Linked DNA regions of Homo sapiens: region 1 is linked to region 2. Evidence: chromatin contacts called from ENCODE Hi-C or POLR2A ChIA-PET data. All regions are on one chromosome and are shown on one strand. Each heading gives the region's core, a stretch centred on a gene start or an enhancer-like site at or near the end of the contact. The rest is flanking DNA. Distances are from core to core; before and after follow the strand shown.

Region 1 (4,395 bases), core at 1,710-4,209, 110 kb after region 2:
TGGTTTCTCCAGCCTAGACAATAATCTTAAATATATCACCATTTCCCAAGATGTTTTGATCTTTCTGAAGCCCTCTTCCATCCATAAAAGAAGTGCAATTTCTCTATACTCTCTTTTTTGAACCAACATTATATACCATATTATTTTATGTAGAATTTTCCATATTCCCTTGACCCTCACATTTAATGTTCTCCTCTTTGGTCTAAACATTGATTTTGTTGCTTCTGTCTTGAATGAGATTTTCAGCACTTGATCCTTAATGATTCTTACCAGTAATGGGTATGGTCTCCTTGATTCACAGGTTAGTATCCACTAACACCTAATGAGGTTCTTAGGATGGGTGCAGTGAAGTGCTGTCTCCTGAGTGGTCCCCAAGGGACGTACAAACTCTTGTAGCCACACTTGAGCTCTCAAAGCTTGCACAACAGTGGGAAGAGCACTTAGCTGGGGGCCTGGAGACCTGGGTTATAGTCCTGACTCTTCAATCCCCACCCCTCAACTCCCCCAACCCCTCACCCCCATCTGCCTGGTAACCTGCCTGTGAGTGAATCTCACAGCCTGTTTCCTCCTCTTTTAACTGGGAGGATTGGATAAGATGGTCTTTAAATTCCATCCCAGCTTCAAAAAACACTAATTCTCATAAGTCCACATATTCAGTAAATGGGGGATTCTGGAAGTTACCTGTGAGTCGTGAATGAAAAGAATGAGAGGCAAGAGGCTCGAAGGATGTGCAAAGGACAGCATGCAATGTGCAGAAAAAAAAAAAAAAACGGTATTAGAATGTGGTTCCACCCTGGCTTCGAGGCTCCCTCCCCAGTCAAATTCTGGCACTTCCCCTAAGTGCTACATTAGGACTGAATTATTTTCATCAAAGACAGCAACCTGCAGATTCACAACCTCGTCTATGCCAAGAGTGTTGTTCTCCTATACACCCTGAAAGGTCTCCCATAGAGGGTACTCCTTATTTGACTTTTGGGAAAGGGAATCTCATCAAGCCAATAACTGAGGCCAGAATAGACAATTCAGGGATGCATACACTTAACGTGGCCACTTTCTTGCAGCCTCCACCGAGCCAAGGTACAGGATCCCTCTTTCTTGCCCTGTATTCAGATTCCCAGTATGTGGATGAAGGTGGGAGCAATTCCTTTCAGTTCTCTTGAACCTCGGGTCAAGAAGGAGACCTGTCTACGTCCCAGCTCTTTACTCCACATTAGGAAAAACTTGCTCTGTCTAAAGCTACACAGTCTTCCTCTGCTTCCACTGGCACCTAAGCAGAGGTTCCCTGGAACTCCAGACGGTGGCACACCCTGCGCTTAGAGACTTCCATCTCCGTTCTTGCCAGGCACACACAAGGAGCATGTTCCAATTCTCATCCAACAGGGACACCTGCAGCCAAGACTGTGCCCTTCCTGGCAGCTTTAGCTTTCTAATAACTGGCGTTTGCTTATTACTATTTTGTTACCTGACCTCAAGCTGACAATTCCCAGAGCTCGTTCCCAGCTTCAGCACTAACTGTCCCCTTATTAACAGCCAGAATCCTGAGTCACAGACAAGACCACCAATTCACTCATCTAGCCATGTCCTGCTGTCTTACTCATCCTTGCCTGAGCCATTCTCTTGCCCTGACCATATTCTGCTAGTGGCATGCGCCCCATCCCCACCCCAACCCCTATGGAAGCAGGAACTGGTGTCAACAACATGCCCTTCTCATTCTCTAAACCCACCTCAGAGTCTTGATCCTTCCCAGGACCACCATCATCTTTCCTGACCCTTGACCTTGCTTCATGATACTTGCCCAATGGCTGTCCCCAGCCACTCACCTCCCATTCTCATTTCCCATGACATCTCCCCTACCTTGTCCACCTTATTCATTTTGCTCTGGTTTTTCCCTGCCATCCATGACAGTAAGTGAGAATGAAGAGAAACAGAGACTAAAAACCAGTCATGGAGAGAAAGTGAGATCCAGCTCCTGGATCTGGGACAGATCCCCAGTGGGACCCTCTTTGCACACCTTCAGAATAATATTAAAGGCATCAGTGGTGCCCCCACTAGGTAGTAAGCATGTGTCCAGTTCCCACAAAAACCCCTTGAGTTGAACTGAAAACAGGAACTCAAACAAATGCACATATACCCATGTTTATAGCAGCATTATTCACAACAGCCAAAAGGTAGAAACAAACCAAATGTCCACCTATGGATAAAGGGATAAGCAAATTGTGGTATAGCCATACAGTGAAACATTCTTCAGCCATAAAAAGGAACACAGTACTGATAGATACCACAATGTGGACAAACCTTGGCCATGTTATGCTAAGTACAAGAAGCCAGACACAAAATGTCACACATTGTACGATTTCATTTATGTGAAATATTCAGAATAGGCAAATTCATAGAGACAGAAAGCAAATTAATGGTTGCAAGGGGCTGGGGTGGGAGGGCCAGTGGGGAGTGACTGCTTAATGAATGTAAAGTTTCCTTCAGGGGTAATAAAAATGTTTTGGAACTTGACATAGACGGTGGTTTATCAACATTGTGAATGTAATATACACTTTAAAATTGCTAATTTATGTTATGTGTATTCATCTCAATAAAATAAAACCCATGCACAGATGTTACTAGCTAGATTTAGTCATTCCACAATTATACATACTTCAAAACATCATGTTATACAAAGTAAATACATACAACTTTATCTGTCAATTTAAAAAAAAAATTTAAAGTGTGCTGGGCACGTAGTCATCCTGGTAAATTAGCAAAGGTTAAAAAAGAAAAACAAGCCTATGAGCTAGTTACTACTATTATTGGTATTTCACAGATAAAGAAATTAGGATGCAGAGAAATCAGGTAACTTGCCCAAGTCGCACGGAAACATGACTCACAGTAATCCACATGCTGTTAGAACTGTATGACCCTTGAAGATTCTCTAGTGCAACCTCATTTTGCAAACTTGGAAACTAAGGCTTGGGTTGGCAAAGTGACTTGCTCAAAAGTCCTGGCCAAGACCAAAACAGACGGCTTCTGATTCCTAAGGGCTCTTTCTGCTTCATCATGTTTGTGGTTTGTGAAATAACATATAAGAATCTCAAAGCACAGTTTGATGGTGCTTTCTCATAGGAAAGTGGGATCGAGTCCAGGAAGGCAAGAAACTGCCAGCCCAGTACCTCAGGCTGTCCCACCTCTTGAGGCTGACCCTACCCAGCGATGATGTTGGCAGTTTATTTCTGGAGTCTAATAAATTCAAGGGGAAAAAAGTCCATTCTCTCCTGCTAGCCTACCGTGAAACTTGAAATGCCCATAGTAAGCATCCCTTTTAATCATTGAATCACCCAGTTCACCAACCACTAGCTAACTGTATTGTGTACTCTTTTCGAGGCACTATGCTGGAATAGAGTGTGGGAGTGTGAGGAATTACTCAGAGGAGCAAGCCCTTGAATAGCCTAGAGTCTTCATTAGTTTGAATCCTGATCTCCTGTATTTAAGCAGAAGGGAAAAGTTTATTAAGCACCGGGGCTTTTAAGGAAGGCAGGATTGCACAGGATCTCAAGTGCATAAGGGAGATGCTCAGCTTTGAAGTTTCAATAAAGGCGCCAGGCACCAGGGCAAGAGTCAGTCCCCAAACATATGTCACCGACTTCATAGCAGTGCACAAAGTGTCTCTGCCTGTAGAAGACTCTGTCTGAACCTTAAAGATCCGGTGTGGTGACAACGGAGCGCATCCCTGTGCAAGGCGAAGAGGCTGCGCTCCCGACGCACTTGGCCGCAGCGCCACCACGTGTTCTCAGGCGTCTGCACATTCCCCCGGCCAGGCATGCGGTTCAGTCTCTGCCTTCCACACAGGTCTGCTAAGAGCTCAGGAAGCGCCATGCACTGTGCTAGGGGTAGGATGAAAGCAGGACCAAGACAACGCTTACAGCCTGGGGGCTGAGCAGGGGATGCAATCACAAGAGGACGGGAGGCTTACCTGGCCTGGGAGTGGGGCTTTCTGAGGACCTCTCAGAGGAGGTGATGTCTAAACTTTCATCCTAATGGAAGGTGGTAGTTATCGAGGCTGGGGACGTGGGGATAGAAGGATATTTTAGATAGCAGGTGTACCAACTACTCAGACTAAGGTGAGAGAGAAAACAATATAATTAGGAAAGTACAAGTATTTCAGTATGGTTGGAGAACAGAGGTATGGGTGGCAGGGGGAGATGAACAGTAGTGAAGATTCGGAGGAAGTAGGGAAAGGGGAATTGTGGGTAAAGATGAAACTGACCAGGCGGGCAGCCATCAGATCCCAAAGAGCCTGGGGTGCCAGGGTGGGATTTGGATTTTCTCCTGAGAGCAACAGGAGACCGCAAAGTTTTCTTAAAAAGGGAAAAATTCTTCTTAAAAAAGGAAAAAGTCTTCTTAAAA
Region 2 (4,076 bases), core at 1,348-3,847:
TTTTAAATATTAAATTATTAATTAATATTAAAATTAATTTTATTGCCTGTATTAGTATAACTGAAGTTGATTTCTTTTTTTTTAATTATACTTTAAGTTCTAGGGCACATGTGCACAACGTGCAGGTTTGTTACATATGTATACATGTGCCATGTTGGTGTGCTGTACCCATTAACTCGTCATTTACATTAGGTATATCTCCTAATGCTATCCCTCTCCCCTTCCCCCACCCCATGACAGGCCCCAGTGTATGATGTTCACCTTCTTGTGTCCAAGGGTTCTCATTGTTCAATTCCCACCTATGAGTGAGAACATGCGGTATTTGGTTTTCTGTCCTTGCGATAGTTTGCTGAGAATGATGGTTTCCAGCTTCATCCATGTCCCTATGAAGGACATGAAGTCATCCTTTTATATGGCTGCATAGTATTCCGTGGTGTATATGTGCCACATTTTCTTAATCCAGTGTATATATCATAGATGGACATTTGGGTTGGTTCCAAGTCTTTGCTATTGGGTTTTACATATATATACACACACATATATATTTATATGTATATATATACACACATATATATTTATATGTATATATATACACACATATATATGTATATATGTATATATGTAAAACCCAATATATATACATATATGTATGTAACATATACATATATTTTTTAAATATATATGTAAAAAAATTGGGTTTTACATATATATATATATATATAAAACAAGCTAGCAGCTGTTTAGACACGAAGCCTATGCAGTAGTGAAATATGATTACAGCATGTAAGAACACAGGCTCTGGAATCAGGTCATGGGACTGAATCTCAGGTCTACCCCTCAGTAACTCCCTGACCTTAACTTTCTCCTAATCCTGGCTTTCTCGTCTGTTAAATGGGGATGAAACATTCATATTCAAAGGGTGGTGGTGAGGATTAAGTGAGGTCATGCATGTAAAGCACTTGGCATGGTATCTGACACAGGGGAAGTGCTACAGAAATGATGGCTGTTAGGGGTACTATTCAATACTGATCACCTACTACTGAGACCCGTAGTATAAGCTTCCATAGGAGAGAGAAAATTGAGTACATAATTTGGTCACTGCTCTAAAAAAATTTAACTCCTTTTTGCAAGATAATTTTTACATGCAGGAATTGCAAGAAAGTGATATAAGTTAAACCAACCAAGTGCAAAATTATAGGAATTCAATACTTGACATTTTTGTGCTGGAAGTGTGGAGGGAGTCTGCCCAAGAAGGAATAAGCTAGGTCTTGAACGATAGCCAGGGTTTGGGAAAGTGGAGAGAGGGAAAGGGACGTCTACATGGATTTTGCTGTTGGGGTAGGGAGGCAGCAGAGTCCTGGGTGAAGGCAAGGTCTGGGGAAGGCATGGAAGAAGGACTGCAGGAGCCCCACCCCATGAATAGCCTGGGAAAGGTATAAAATGATCCCATTAAATTGGTCAGATCAGGCCAGATTGCGAAGAACCCAGATGTCACAAAGGGAAATGTGGATTCCATTTGAAAAGCAAGAGAGAATGAACAGGCTGCTGAGCAGAGCATGATATGATGTTAATTTCTTCATCCCTAAGCATTCCTTGGGGATATTGTGCCATAATGTCATCCTGCACAACGTGGATTCCATAGGCCCATCTCTCTAGACTGCATTTTAGCTTACATTCCCTGCTCCACATATCAGGGAACAGCTCTCTTACATTGAACCAGTAAAATAATTTGCAAAATCCTTTGGAATTATGTAAAATAGGACTTATTTTATATTGCTGATTACAAGTAGGAGCATAAAAATGATGCCACAATTATTTCCTCTCATACTGGAAAGAAAACTCCCACAAAATCAGTATGACTTGAAAATATCTTCACTCTGAGCAGAGTGATTAAATATGATGAACTTGCAAAGAAGATTCTATTTGACAATTTGCTTGAGAAAAGAAAATAGCCAACAGATGGCTACCTTCAAGAGTTAGCCTTTCCGAATAGGTGTTCTGACTTCCCAGGAAACCTGTCATCCATAAGACTCCCCCACTTTATTTTTTTGAGACAGAGTTTTGCTCTTGTTGCCCAGGCTGGAGTGCAGTGGCATGATCTGGGCTCACTGCAACCTCCACCTCCTGGGTTCACACGATTCTCCTGCCTCAGCCTCCTGAGTAGCTGGGATGACAGGTGCCTGCCACCACGCCCAGCTAATTTTTTGTATTTTTAGTAGAGATGGGGCTTCACTATGTTGGCCAGGCTGGTCTCGAACTCCTGACCTCAGGCGATCCACCCGCCTCAGCCTCCCAAAGTGCTGGAGGACTCCTTTTAAGTTATACATTCCCCTCATTTCTGAAGGAGTGTCAGCAACTAGCAATGTTAACTGAAGTACTATTGGCATTTGGAGCAGCACAGTTCCTCTTTGAGGATAACTGTCCCAAGTGTGGCAGAATACCTAACATTTCAGGCCCTACCCCCTGTATTCCAGGAACATCCTGACATACTGATCTCCAAAACCACCTCTGCCTGCACATTTGCCAAGCTTTCCTTGATGCACAGTACCCCTCTGGCTGAAAGCCACCCAGCAGCAGGGTGTCTGTCTTCTGTTAACCAGTCTCACAATACCTGTAGCACCTGGCATTCTCATAGCAGAGAGTTAGTTAGTGAGTTAGTTCATTGCCAGAATGCTTCTCTAAGATATACCTGAGTCATCTACTTTAACTCTCCCTCCTCAAGTCCTCCACACCTCTTCCTGGTCACTCCACCAAGGAATCTAATTAGAGGCCAGTAAACTACCACCCAGGGGACTCATTTGTATGATGGTCCATCAAGAAGAGTTGTGCCTGTGTCCTGAAAAGTCTACATTCTAATATTTACAGTGAAAAAGGGTCCCTTTCCAGTAAGGTGTTCTATTCTCATTTTTGCTAAAAAAAAAAATAATAAATAATAAAATAAAAACAAAAGAAATGAAGGAATGGAGAGAAAAGAATCTTTGAAGACTCAAACCACTGCACTCGTCCTGTCATTTTTTGCTTCAGATATCCATGTACAAGTAAATAGATCACATTTTTATAATACACTTCAACCACAGTGATGTCATCTGAAGATCTTTCAAGATAAGAAGAGCAAAAGCTAGAGTGTGGTTTTTCAGGTTAAAATGTTGTTTGCTATTATAAACAGTGGGAAGTGAAGGTTGTTGCCTAACAGCTCTATGTTTACAAGGTTCTTGTTTAGAAGTGACAACATTTTAAGATACATATTTGAAAAAAATAAGTATGCATAATTGTAATAATGCATTTAAGGTGTACTGGCTTTTGGTTATGAGAGTGGGCTCTGGAGCTGCACTGACTGGGTTCATACCTATGAAGTGTGTGGCCTTCGGCAAGTGACCTCAAAGTGCCTTGGTGTCTGCATCTGTAAAATAGGGCCAATGATCATAGTCACCTCATGGTGGGGGGGGTGGGGTTTGTACAAATTAAAGGAGATAATACATATAAAGTGTTTAACTCAGTTCCTGGAAGATAGAAAGCACTCAATATATATGAGATACTACTACTACTACTATTAGGTTCGTGCAAAAGTAGTTGCAGTTTTTGCCATTACTTTTTTTTTTTTTTTTTTTTGAGACAGAGTCTCGCTCTGTTGCTCAGGCTGGAGGGTTGGATTGCTGGATTCAGTGGTGCAATCTTGGCTCACTGCAAGCTGCACCTCCCGGGTTCACGCCATTCTCCTGCCTCAGCCTCCCGAGTAGCTGGGACTACAGGTGCCTGCCACCACGCCCGACTAATTTCTCCATATTTTTTTTATTAGAGATGGGTTTTCAATGTGTTAGCCAGGATGGTCTCGATCCCCTGATCTCGTGATCCGCCCACCTTGGCCTCCCAAAGTGCTGGGATTACAGGCATGAGCCACCGCACCTGGCCTCCCATTACTTTTGATGGCAAAGAACCACAATTACTTTTGCACCAACCTACTTCTACTACTGCTGGTCTGTAGTAGTTACCGTGCACAAGAAATTCTGAATCACGTGCAATTATATGTGGATGGACTAGTGAGCTGGCATCTAATCTCTTGAACACATATGTCTTGT

Evidence for each region. A loop is a pair of places that touch in the nucleus more often than their neighbours do. ChIA-PET counts read pairs that join two places held with the same protein, here RNA polymerase II (POLR2A). Pooled maps may share reads with other maps.
Region 1: a loop to region 2 is called in a map of CD4-positive, alpha-beta memory T cell, with 6 times the contacts of the local background. The contact joins two enhancer-like sites. A Hi-C loop is called at or near these places in 3 of 168 maps with a recorded cell type or tissue (CD4-positive, alpha-beta memory T cell and naive thymus-derived CD4-positive, alpha-beta T cell), 1 of 37 single-sample maps with no recorded cell type and 12 of 50 pooled maps. POLR2A ChIA-PET finds 5 or more read pairs at or near these places in 8 of 52 experiments (CD4-positive, alpha-beta memory T cell, CD8-positive, alpha-beta memory T cell, H1 and 4 more).

The regions. Positions count from the first base shown.
Region 1 is chr5:35,921,317-35,925,711 of GRCh38, forward strand. The region is part of intron 1 of CAPSL (calcyphosine like); the gene reads right to left. Among named protein-coding and RNA genes, the nearest start is that of CAPSL, 15 kb to the right of the region's middle. RefSeq lists a silencer at 3,611-3,905. Within about 2 kb of position 2,960, at least 3 of the 41 ENCODE cell types and tissues checked have a DNase peak (open chromatin) inside an H3K27ac peak, as active enhancers do.
Region 2 is chr5:35,808,179-35,812,254 of GRCh38, forward strand. All of the region lies in intron 36 of SPEF2 (sperm flagellar 2), which reads left to right. Among named protein-coding and RNA genes, the nearest start is that of IL7R, 47 kb to the right of the region's middle. Within about 2 kb of position 2,598, at least 3 of the 41 ENCODE cell types and tissues checked have a DNase peak (open chromatin) inside an H3K27ac peak, as active enhancers do.